Linked DNA regions of Homo sapiens: all the other regions are linked to region 1. The links are chromatin contacts, found by Hi-C or POLR2A ChIA-PET in ENCODE. All regions are on one chromosome and are shown on one strand. The core of a region is the stretch at or near the end of the contact, and the rest is flanking DNA. Distances in the headings are between cores, read along the strand shown.

The links. A loop is a pair of places that touch in the nucleus more often than their neighbours do. ChIA-PET counts read pairs that join two places held with the same protein, here RNA polymerase II (POLR2A). Pooled maps may share reads with other maps.
Region 2: a loop to region 1 is called in a pooled map, with 6 times the contacts of the local background. The contact joins the promoter of ATP5F1D here to the enhancer-like site in region 1. A Hi-C loop is called at or near these places in 1 of 168 maps with a recorded cell type or tissue (sciatic nerve), 1 of 37 single-sample maps with no recorded cell type and 4 of 50 pooled maps. POLR2A ChIA-PET finds 5 or more read pairs at or near these places in 4 of 52 experiments (A673, B cell, activated B cell and 1 more).
Region 3: a loop to region 1 is called in a map with no recorded cell type, with 22 times the contacts of the local background. The contact joins the promoter of TPGS1 here to the enhancer-like site in region 1. A Hi-C loop is called at or near these places in 1 of 37 single-sample maps with no recorded cell type and 2 of 50 pooled maps. POLR2A ChIA-PET finds 5 or more read pairs at or near these places in 2 of 52 experiments (H1 and activated CD4-positive, alpha-beta T cell).

What each region holds. Positions count from the first base shown.
Region 1 is chr19:944,793-948,830 of GRCh38, forward strand. The region is part of intron 3 of ARID3A (AT-rich interaction domain 3A); the gene reads left to right. Among named protein-coding and RNA genes, the nearest start is that of ARID3A, 21 kb to the left of the region's middle. RefSeq lists enhancers at 2,507-3,006, 2,551-2,610, 2,691-3,090. Within about 2 kb of position 2,544, at least 5 of the 41 ENCODE cell types and tissues checked have a DNase peak (open chromatin) inside an H3K27ac peak, as active enhancers do; they include B cell, where a contact is called at or near this core.
Region 2 is chr19:1,239,454-1,243,176 of GRCh38, forward strand. It overlaps ATP5F1D (ATP synthase F1 subunit delta), which reads left to right and starts at 2,298. Exons shown (of 4, transcript NM_001687.5): 1 at 2,298-2,538; 2 at 3,003-3,156. The coding sequence starts at 2,398. It overlaps CBARP-DT (CBARP divergent transcript), which reads left to right. Exons shown (of 2, transcript NR_186324.1): 2 at 1-67. RefSeq lists enhancers at 503-1,061, 1,928-2,057, 2,098-2,167 and silencers at 769-1,128, 2,468-2,577.
Region 3 is chr19:505,449-509,133 of GRCh38, forward strand. TPGS1 (tubulin polyglutamylase complex subunit 1) reads left to right here and starts at 2,049. Exons shown (of 2, transcript NM_033513.3): 1 at 2,049-2,396. The coding sequence starts at 2,059. It overlaps MADCAM1-AS1 (MADCAM1 antisense RNA 1), which reads right to left and starts at 2,441. Exons shown (of 3, transcript XR_936221.4): 1 at 1,928-2,441. RefSeq lists enhancers at 1,125-1,982, 1,855-2,194 and a silencer at 1,195-1,324.

The DNA of each region.
Region 1 (4,038 bases), core at 1,294-3,793:
CTTCATTTTATTTTTTGGAGACAGGGTCTTGCTGCGTTGCCCAGGCTGAACTCCTGAGCTCTTAGGGGAGCCGGGATGTCCCTGGGTCCTGCGGTCGCTCTCTGTCTCCATCTCTTCTTTCTCCTCTCCCCTCTCCCTGTCTCTGCCACCCGCCCCGTCCCTTCCACCACGTCGCCCTGTAATTCTTCCCTGACGGCCATTTTTCCGGGAGTGGCTGGGCGTCTCTGCCCTAGCTGGCGCCCTGCCCAGCCACTGCCCCCACCCCTCAGTTGGCCACATGCCCATCTCGTGGGGGCCCTTGGACCTGGTTCTTGGGGAAGAACTAGACAGATCACCTCTGTGGTTATTCATTGCTTTAATGCCACCTGGGGGGAGAGAGCCTGGGCACACCAACATGCAGAGATCCCAGCTCTGCCCGACCTGGGCCTGGTGCCTGTGACCTCCTCCTCTCGGCCTCAGTTTCCCCGCCCGTAAGACGGGGATGGTATCAGAAGGAGTGCAGCTCTTGTGACTTTGTTTTCATCCTTGGCCTTTACGGTTCACCAGGTTTCTCCTGTAACTCCTGTAGAGAGGGGACGGCGTGTGGCATGGCCCCTGCTGCCTGACCCAGCCCACCTCCGTCTGCTCCCTAGCGGGGAGGTGTCCAGGGCGGCCCCAGCCCACCTCCGTCTGCTCCCTGCAGCGGGTGGGATGGTGGGGTGTCCCTGGAGCGGGCAGAGCCTTGAGTGACTCCTCCGAGGCTGCTGCCCATGGTAGGGGCAGTTCCTGTCCTGCCCTCAGCCTGGGGTCTGGCAGAAGCTCCGGCCAGGTGTACCCCAAGGGACCCCGGACCCTGAGCCCACCAGGGAGGGCCCTTCCTCTTGACTCTAGGGTGGGAGGTGGAAGCAGCCCCTTCCTTCCTGCAGCCGTCTTTGGGCCCGGACTCCAGGCAGGCCCGTGTCCCATTGTGGGGACGGCGTCGACATGGCCGGGGCAGGCGTGTTCTGGCCCCTTGCACTGCCCGGCTCCTGCTGCTGGTGCTGGGCTGCGTTTCTGTTCAGAGAACCTGGGCTGGGAGTGATGGGACCGCAGTCTCCCACCAGGTGCCTCTTTCCAAATGGACACTCCTGCTGGGCATGACACTTCTGAGGCTTTCTGGGACCGTCCAGGTCCCGTCTGCAGGGAACCCCAGGACGGAGTTAATTGCTGAGTGCCCAGCTCTGGGCAAAGTGCTTGGACCCTGCGGTTACTCCGAGCCCATTTCTCAGCAGGGAAAAATGAGGCTCGCGGAGGCAGGGGCCCGGCGTCCAGGTGGGAGCATGAGGGCGTATTGTGGGTGGGCTGGCCGGTCTGGGGGGCGGGGACCCTGTACAGAACGCCCCGGCCGCGTGGAGTGGCAGGTTCGTCACTGCCTGGGGGAGGAGAACACTGGGTATTTCATTTTTATTTTTTTGTTTTTTTTACTTTTACTTTTTCCTTTTTATTTATTTATTTATGTATTTATTTATGAGACAGAGTCTTGCTTTGTCACCCAGGCTGGAGTGCAGTGGTGCGATCTTGGCTCACTGCAAGCTCCGCCTCCCGGGTTCAAGCGATTCTCCTGCCTTAGCCTCCCGAGTAGCTGGGATTACAAGCGTGCACCACCACGCCCGGCTAATTTTTTGAATCTTTTTTTTTTTTTTTTTTTTTGAGACGGAGTCTCACTGTCTCCCAGGCTAGAGTGCGGTGTCGCGGTCTTGGCTCACTGCAAGCTCCGCCTCCCGGGTTCACGCCATTTTCCTGCCTCAGCCTCCCGAGTAGCTGGGACTACAGGCGCCCGCCACCATGCCCGGCTAATTTTTGTATTTTTAGTAGAGATGGGGTTTCACCATGTTGGCCAGGCTGGTCTCAAGCTCCTGACCTCAAGTGATCCGCCTGCCTCGGCCTCCCAAAGTGCTGGGATTACAGGCGTGAGCCACCGTCCCCGGCTAATGTTTTCTTTCTTTAATCCCAAAGGCTTCAAAACTAAAATTCTGTTTGTTTGTTTGTGTGTGTGTGTGTGTGACAGGGTCTCCCTCTGTTGCCCAGGCTGGAGTGCAGTGATGTCATCTCGGCTCACTGCAGCCTCGAGCTCCTGGGCTCACGTGATCCTCCTGCCTCAGCCCCCTGAGTAGCTGGGATTACAGGTGCGCCACTATGCCTGGCTAATTTTTTTTTTTTTTTTTGTAAAAACAGGGTTTTGTCATATTGCCCAGGCGGGTCTCAAACTCCTGGGCTCGAGCAGTCTGCCCACCTCGGCCTCCCACAGTGCTGGGATCAAAGGTGGGAGCCACTGTGCCCAGCCCACACTGAGATTCTGCATTGAAATGTTTGCTGGGTGCCCCCCATTGCTGGGCACCGTGGGGTGGGGTGTGTCTGTGTGTGGCCTGGGGCACCCCCTGCCGTCAGCCCAGATCTGTGTCTGTGTCTGCATCTGTGAAACGGGTTTCCTGGCAGATAGAGGGGCTGCTTAAGGCCAGTGCCCTCGGCGGAGACTCTATTAGGGACTGCGGGCCCCAGATTTCCACGTCATATCTCGCCGCCATGGGGCTGCCTCCTGCCTCCTCTGCACCAACTTTCTGGAAGTGCCTGTCAGCTGATCCCACCCCGGCCACATCTCAGCACCAGGCCTGTCGCTGCCGTCCTGGACTCGTGGGCCTCAGTTTCCCCAACTGTGAAACGGGCTGGCGGCCGGTCAGCGTCTCCTCCCTGAGCAAGGGACTCCCCCATCCATGTCTCAGCCCCCACCCAGATGCCCCGGGACCGTTTCACAGATGAGAAGACCGAGGTGCCAGGGTGGCGATCGCACGAAGGGCCCGTCACGGGAGAATGAGGAGGGTCTGGCGTCAGCAAGCTCCCCCGGAATCTCGTGATCTGGAAATCCACAGAGAAGCACCTTCACCACGCCAGCTTCCCGGGCCGCGCTTCATTGTCATTTCTGGAGAGTGTTATTAATATCCGCCCCGTGGGTGCGGCGCTGTGTATTTCCAGAGAGGGGACTCGGGGCCCATCAGGGCCGGGGGAGTGGAGCCGGCAGATGTTCGGCCCTGCCCAGAATCACTTCCCCAATTTCCCCACGCCCGGCGGGGCTCTCAGCATCTGCATCCGCCGAGGCCTGGCTGTGCTGACGGGAATTGAAAGGACCTCGTGGCTTAGGCAGGCGGGGGAGCCCCCCGGCTGGTCAGGTGCACGAGGAGCAACCCATGGCCAGGCAGAGCCCAGAGAGGGCGGGGAAGGGCCTGAGGTCACACAGCAGACGCTAGCTAAGTAAGCGCCTGCTGGGTGTGGGTGACCCTGCCCTCCCCCGACCCATCAGTCCAGGTCGGTCGGGGCCGCCTGTCCCCTGGTGTTTCCCTTCACAGCCCACCCGCCCCAGCTGACCTCTTCCTCCTGCTCCCTGAACCGGGAAGTCCGGGCCCTTTTTGGACACTGCATCTCCCCAGCATACAAGATAGTCCAGGACACACAGGAGGTGCTCAATAATGGCTGCAGAGTGCCCTGTCCTGGCAGAAACGCTGTGGACTGACAGCCCCGTGTGGCTGGCCCTGTGGTCCACGCTCAGCTCTGCTGCCTCTGTCAGTCCTGGGAGTTTCCGGGACGGGAAAAACAGCGAGATTCAAAATCCCCCGGCCTCCCGGGGCCGCGGTCCTGCGGGGCCACAGCGCCAGCTTCCGCTTCTTGATGGCTTCGGCCCCACCCCCACCATGGGTAAACTGAGGCCCGGAGAATGGGCAGACTGGGGCGCGAGACTCCAGGTCCTCCAGGTCCTCCTGCCCCCCGTGCCCTCCTCCCGCCTGCAGCCCCAGGCTCTGCTCCGTCTTCATTCCTTCTTCATTCCTGCCTCATCTGTCCAGCTGTTCATTCCTGGCCTCTGGACTCTGTGGGGAGGGGACGAGGGATGAGGCCTGGAGTCTTTTTTTTTTTTTTTTTTTTTTTTTGAGACAAAGTTTCACTCTGTCGCCCAGGCTGGAGTGCAGTGGCACGATCTCAGCTCACTGCAACCTCCGCCTCCCGGATTCAAGTGATTCTCCTGCCTCAGCC
Region 2 (3,723 bases), core at 1,048-3,547, 290 kb after region 1:
CAGGTGTGAGCCCCCACACCCCGCCAGGTTTCTGATTTTTAATAAAGACTCCCTCTGGCTGTGTGAAGAAAAGGTACCTGTACTAAACGGGGGGAGGCTGGGGCCTCCTAGGCAAGAGATGGTAGCCGCGGTGGCCATGCTGGGTGCACAGGCCGGGACAGGGCGGAATTCCAGAGGAACCCCAGGTTTGGGGCTGGAGTAATGGCGCCCTCACCCGTGGGCGACCCTGGAGTGGGGACTGGAGGGAAGTGGTTCCACGAGTGAGACTGAGTCTATTAGGCCTCCCAGTTTCCTGGAGTGGCAGCTGGATATGCGGTCCTGAGAGCCAGGAGGTGCACAGGTCACGACTCGAAAAGTGAACAGGCCTCCTCCTCTGCACCCCCCGAGCCAGGGCCAGGATGACCAGGCTCCAAGTGACCGTCACAGCGCTGGCCCGGTGGGAGGAGCCAGGCCCACGCCTTCATCCTGAGTCGGACCAGCAGGGCCTTCTTCAGGTGCTTGGGTTCCAGGGGACAGTGGCGCCCGCCATTGCACTGGCCTGAACACGGGCAGGGGGCGAGGGTGCAGCCTCCGGATGTAGGGAGCCACGGATCGTGTCGGATTCGCCCACAGCAGGAGGCATTGGATCTCCCTGGCTGCACCCTTGTAAAGCCACAGCCCCAGGGCCTCCCCTGCTCCCTGCACCCCTGGGGTCCAGCCCACCGCGCCAGGCTCAAGGCCCTTTCCAGGGAGCCCGAGCCCCAACCCCCGCCATCCCCGATTCCGCATTTTCCCGGAGCCTAAGGAGCGGGGCTGGGGGCCCGGCCGGGTGCCGCAGACCTGCGTGAGCGCGGGGGCGGGGCGGTGACGTCATAGCCGCGAGCGAGGCTGCGCGGGCCGCTGGCTGACGGCAGCGGAGCCCCGAGCCGCCCGCGCACGCGCTCCTGCGTCAGAGGCGCACGGGGGCGACGGCCAGGCAGGAGGTGGGGGGTCGGCGAGCGCATCTCCGGGCGCGGAGCGCCCTCTGCCGGCGTCGAGGAGCAGCGCGCCGGGGTCCGGGATCCCCAGCGAGCCCTCCCGCGTCGCCCGCGCTGTGCCCCTCGCCGCGGTCGCCGTTTCCTAGAACAGCTGCACCTGCAGCCTTCCACCCTGTCCCGTCCTGCACACTTTCTCGGCTTTTACTGTGATTTATTTTTGGCTTTTGCCACCACCTACCACTACGACCTGTTTGTTTTTAAATTTTATTTATTTTTTTGTTTGAGACAGAGTCTTGCTCAGTCGCCCAGGCTGGAGTGCAGTGGCGCGATCTCGGCTCACTGCAACCTCCCCCCCCCCCCCCCGCCCGGGTTCGAGCTATTCTCCTGCCTCAGCCTCCCGAGTAGCTGGGATTACAGGCGCCCACCACCATGCTCGGCTAATTTTTGTATATTTAGTAGAGACGAGGTTTCGCCATGTTGACCAGGCTGGTTTCAAACTCCTGACCTCAGGTGATCCGCCTGCCTCGCCCTCCAGATCGGATAAAGTGCTGGAATTACAGGCGTGAGCCACCGCGCCCGGCCTGACCTGCTTATTAATGATCTCAAATGTCTGCTAAATAACCCCCGGCCCCAGAGTGGGATTCTCACTCTGTTGCCCAGGCTAGGCAGTGGCGCAATGATAGCTCACTGCAGCCTCAATCTCCTTAGGCCCAAGCGATGCTCCCGCCTCAGCCTCCCCAGTAGCTGGGACCACAGGCGTGCATCACCACGCCCGGCTAATTTTGATTATTTGTAGAGACGGGGTCTCCCTCTGTTGCCCAGACTGGTCTCCATCTCCTGGGGTCAAGTGATTCTCCTGCCTTGGCCTCTCAAGGTGCTGGGATTACAGGTTGGAGCCACCACACCTGGCCCAGAGCCGGAAACTTGATGTTTTCTTGATGTCTATCCAGGGCCCTGCATCCAATGAGCGCCCCAAAAATCTTTTTTTTTTTTTTTGTACAGACGGGTCGGGGGTGGGGGCGATCTACACTATTGCCCAGGCTGGTTTCCAGCTCCTGGCCTCAAGTGATCCTCTGGCCTCAGCCTCCTAAAGCGCTGGTATTACAGTCGTGAGCCACCACGCAGCCGAATCTTGAATTTCACTGAAGTTCGTTTTACTCCACCTCCCAGGACGGTTTCACCGCCCTTATCTGACCACCCCCTGGTTCTGCCGCAGCCCGGGCCGGAACAAAACTGCAACCCCCAGAATACCTCACGACGGGGCACTGCGTCGTCAACGTCGCGTGCGCCCTGCCGGGAGTCGTAGTTCGCGCTTGCGCTCTCGCCGGGACTCCTCCTCCCAGACGTCCCTGCGCGTCGTCCTCCTCGCCCTCCAGGCCGCCCGCGCCGCGCCGGAGTCCGCTGTCCGCCAGCTACCCGCTTCCTGCCGCCCGCCGCTGCCATGCTGCCCGCCGCGCTGCTCCGCCGCCCGGGACTTGGCCGCCTCGTCCGCCACGCCCGTGCCTATGCCGAGGCCGCCGCCGCCCCGGCTGCCGCCTCTGGCCCCAACCAGATGTCCTTCACCTTCGCCTCTCCCACGCAGGTTCGGGCGCTGCGGGTCGGGACCCTCCGTGGCCGCCGCCCCCGGAGTCCAGGGTCCCCACCCCCAGGGCGCGACCCCCGCTTCCGGGCCCCCGGACCCGCGCGCCCCGGAAGCCGAGGCTACTCAGCCCTGGACCCTCGGCCCTGCCTCTGCTGCCCGAGCCCTGCGCTGCCCTCGTCCCGGGCACCTCCCCGAGATAAGCGTCTCCTGGGTGCCCTCCCCGATCTCCCTGGCCAAAGCCTGGGTGTCGCCGGATCGTTGCATTCCCATTTCGCGGATCAGTAGAATGAGGCGCAACTGTTGAGGACCAAAGCTGCAACTTCGGATCCCTGCGCTGGGTTGTCTCAGTGCCTCACATCAGCGCCAGGTCCTGCCCTGACCCATTACTTAGCAGGACAGGCCGAGTGCCCGGTGGGCGCGGGGCCGGCCTGCCCCGCCATCATTCCCCACGCTGTTGTCTGCAGGTGTTCTTCAACGGTGCCAACGTCCGGCAGGTGGACGTGCCCACGCTGACCGGAGCCTTCGGCATCCTGGCGGCCCACGTGCCCACGCTGCAGGTCCTGCGGCCGGGGCTGGTCGTGGTGCATGCAGAGGACGGCACCACCTCCAAATACTTTGGTGAGTCCGGTGGAGGGCTGCAGGGCCAGGCCAGGCTGGGGCTCCACATCCCAGGTCAGTCTCCGTCTCAGTTGAGGCTGCGAGAAAAAATAGTTTTAGGCCGGGCACGGTGGCTCAAGCCTGTAATCCCAGCACTTTGGGAGGCCGAGGCAGGTGGATCACCTGAGGTCAGAAGTTCGGAGACCAGCCTGGCCAACATGATGTAACCCCGTCTCTTCTAAAAATACAGAAAACTGGCCGGGTGCGGTGGCTCCCGCCTGTAATCCCAGCACTTTGGGAGGCCGAGGCGGGGGGATCACGAGGTCAGGAGATCGAGACCATCCTGGCTAACACGGTGAAACCCCGTCTCTACTAAAAATACAAAAAATTAGCCAGGCGTGGTGGCGGGTGCCTGTAGTCCCAGCTAGTCAGGAGGCTGAGGAGATTGTGCCACTGCACTCCAGCCTGGGCAACAAGAGTGAAACTCCATCTCAAATAAGAAAAATACAGTTTTAGCAGGTTTGTCCACTGAGGAGCCTGGGCTGGCCGGTGATGAAAGCGAACCAGAGGGGACCCTGCTCTCAGCCG
Region 3 (3,685 bases), core at 799-3,298, 440 kb before region 1:
CTCCCTCATCCCACAGTCCGGGGCTGGAGAAGAAAGTGTTAGAAATGCTTGTTCCCCGGTGCCGTAAAGAAATAGCACTTGAATATAAATGTCATTTCCTCAGCAAGGCCACTGTTTTACTTTCTGCAGAAAGGGTACACTGGCCAGCAGTTTTGCCACGAGAGTATCCAGAACAAAGGAGACAGGGTCATTTATAACCTGACGCGTCCACCCTACTGCTCTGTCCGGTTTCCATTGGCTGGAACGGGACGGTTTCCATTGGCTGGAACGGGACCTCACATTCTGTATTTATCCCGATCGGCTAGCAGCTTGGAACTTTTAAAAAGAGGCAAAGGCAGAGGAGAACAAAGGAAGGAAGAAGTAGCTTGTGGAATGCTAAGAAAGGTAAAAACACCTTCAAATAAGGAAGAGGAACAGGTTATGACCTAATGCTTGCTTGGACCAGTATAAGCATGCCAGGGCAGATATTTAGCCTACATTGTGGGCACTAAGAACATAAAGTATGTTGATTTCCTTATTACATTATATATATTCAATATAACATTAACAATTAATTAACAAAGAATGTTAGCACAGGTCTTTTGTTTGTTTGTTTTTTGAGACAGAGTCTCGCTCTGTCGCCCAGGCTGGAGTGCAGTGGCGCGATCTCGGCTCACTTGCAAGCTCCGCCTCCCGGGTTCACGCCATTCTCCTGCCTCAGCCTCCCGAGTAGCTGGGACTACAGGCGCCCGCCACCACGCCTGGCTAATTTTTTGTATTTTTAGTAGAGACGGGGTTTCACCGTGTTAGCCGGGATGGTCTCGATCTCCTGACCTCGTGATCCGCCCGCCTCGGCCTCCCAAAGTGCTGGGATGACAGGCGTGAGCCACCGCGCCCGGCCTACCACAGGCCTTTGAATACATTTTGCTTCTAAGAGAAGTTACTATTTATTCCTAATTAGATGGGGAGGAAAGTCTCATTTGAAGAGGAACCTCTACTTCACGTTTTACAAAGGGCATTTGGTCTGCCCGCCAGAGATTCCTGTGCTGGGAGGATGGTGGAACGGTCCCCCGGCAAACAGCTCTCATTGCCCCCTGCCCGGGGCAACGCCCCTGAGGGACGGGGACGGCACCCAGCAAGCTCTGCCCGGGGCGGGGAAACGCGAGGGCTTAGTGGTTTCCTCGGTGAGAAGCTTAACCAGGAGTCCCCGAAAGCAGTGAGGGAAGATCCACAGAGGTCGCCTGGGGAAACACACCCAGAGGCGGCTTATGGAGGAGACTGCTTGTGTTTTGAGGTGGCTGCGGGCTGCGGAGGGTTGGGAGGGCCGGGAGGGCGGCCGGAAGCGAGGTCAGGCGATGAAGGCCTGGAGGTGCCAGCCCGGGGGCCCTGGAGAGCCATGGCAGAGTTTACAGCTCTGGAGGCTGCGGTGTCAGAAAGCTCCCTCTGGCGGTCAGGGGGTAACAGCGCGGGATGCTCGCCCGTGTGGCCGCCAATAGGGGCTCAGCGCAGCTGCAGCGGAGCTGGGGAGGGGGCTTCTCCCACGAGGTGAGCTACGCACTCAGACGTTGACTGAGTTAGGCGGAAGGCCAGGCTGAGCTCGACCCCCAGCACCAAGGCTCAGAGATGAACATGAGAAAAGGGTCTGGGGGCCGGGCGCGGGGCTGGGTCCAGCAGTCCTGGGCAGGTCCAGCCCCGCGCATGCTCCGTCAGGCTTCTCTGCTAACCAGGGAGACTGGTTGCTAGGAGACCATGCTAATGAAGGACTCGCTCACTACCCAAATGGCAAGCAATCCGGCTTTGTGCCAGAAACGAAGCACTTCCGAGGCAGCCATTTTGGAGTCTGGCAAAATTCAGGACCGAGGCCAAAGCCAGGAGAGCCAATCAATATACACAAAGAGGGAGGAGAAGAGAGAGTGCCAATAAGGACACAAGGAAAGTGGTAGCGTACCCTTGTCACTTCCCAAAGTCTCCCAGCGGGATACCGGTGCCCTCTGCCCTTAATCAAGATGGCCGCCTTGGGGGGGCTCTAGCGCACAGTGGAATATGGCGGTGCTTCCGGTCCCGCTGCCCTCAGCGAAGATGGCGGCAGTGGAGAAGCGGCGGCAAGCGGTACCACCGCCGGCCGGTTTCACGGACAGCGGCCGCCAGTCGGTATCCCGGGCGGCGGGGGCGGCCGAGAGCGAGGAGGACTTCCTGCGGCAGGTCGGCGTGACGGAAATGCTACGTGCGGCCCTGCTGAAGGTGCTGGAGGCGCGGCCCGAGGAGCCGATCGCCTTCCTGGCTCACTACTTCGAGAACATGGGCCTGCGCTCGCCTGTAAACGGCGGCGCCGGGGAGCCCCCGGGCCAGCTCCTGCTGCAGCAGCAGCGCCTGGGCCGCGCGCTATGGCACCTTCGCCTGGCCCACCACTCCCAGAGGTGCGCAGTGGGCCGGCTTGGGCGGGTGGGGCAGCGATGGACTTCAACTCCCAGCATGCCGCGCGCGGCTCCCTACCCGCAGCGCCGGCGCAGGGGCCCGGGGCTTGCTGGGAGTTGTAGTGCGCGATGCCTTCTTGGGTGGGATGGATCGGACAAGGTGGGCTGGAGGGTCCGGGCTTCGGTCCGGCGCTAGGCAGCGCGCTGCATGCGGCGCGAGTCCTTCTGGCCGGCTTCGCCTTCTGTGATGCCTTTTTGCAGGTGCTGAGTTTCCCCTTGCAGTTCATGATTTTCAAAATCGTGCAGCTCAAGAGGACTTGGCCCGAGGTCGCAGAGCCAGCCCCCGAGCCAGGTCCTCCTAGTCGCCTCCTTAGCAGCCTCATGTTATCCCCGTCCATTCAGCCAGAACGTGAATATTTACAGAGAGCAGCGCAGTCACCCAGGGCCCCCATCTTAGGGGACAGGCTCCCAGCGGGCAGGTGGGGATTCCTGGAAGAGCCTGGCGATGTGCGGGCGGGTTGCAGGGAAGAGGCCCAGCAGGTGCAAATTTAGACCCCGAGTGTGGGGCACACGGGAGGCGGGAAAGCCACGGAATTTGGCTGAAGCATGCGAGGCTGCAGGTGCCTACGCGCGGTGTCCCCTGGCTGGGGCCAGTTCTGAGCCCAGGGAAGGTGGTTGGGGACTATCTGTTGGCGTTGGGGATGGATGGGCTGATGTCTTTTGTTGGGGGGGGGGTCCCCAGAAGCGGAGCCTGAGGTAGGCATTGTGTGTGCAGGTGATTTTACAAGGGGGTGCGCCCAAGAGAACCCAGGAAGGGGGTGGGAAGAGCAGGCAGGGAAGGATGCCAAGCAAAGGTGCCCTTTCAGCCTCATAACCAGGGCATAAGCGCCCACCATGGCAGCCCTCGCCAGAGTCCCAGAGAAGTTCGGGGGGAGAAGAGAGATGGGGAGTGTCCCCCCTACCACGTTCAGGGTGCACAGGTGTCCAAGATCATACTCAGATAAGGGTGGCAGGGTGTTGGGTACCTGGACAAGGAGCAGACTTGCTCCGGTGGCCCAGTGGCTCTGAAGGCCCCGCCCGATGATTTGCTGGAGCCAGGTGGGAGGGGAGCGGGCAAGGGCAGGCCCAGAGGGTCAGTGGAGCCGTTTACTGCGATGGAAGGCCCCTGGTTTGAAGAAGCTGCCAGAGCCACTTGCGGATTAAGTTGGAGGCTGGGAGGAGCCTGGAGACAGGAAGGTAGAAAGAAGCGTCTGCAACTGACGTGGGGCCAGGACAGAAGACTGAACTGGAGG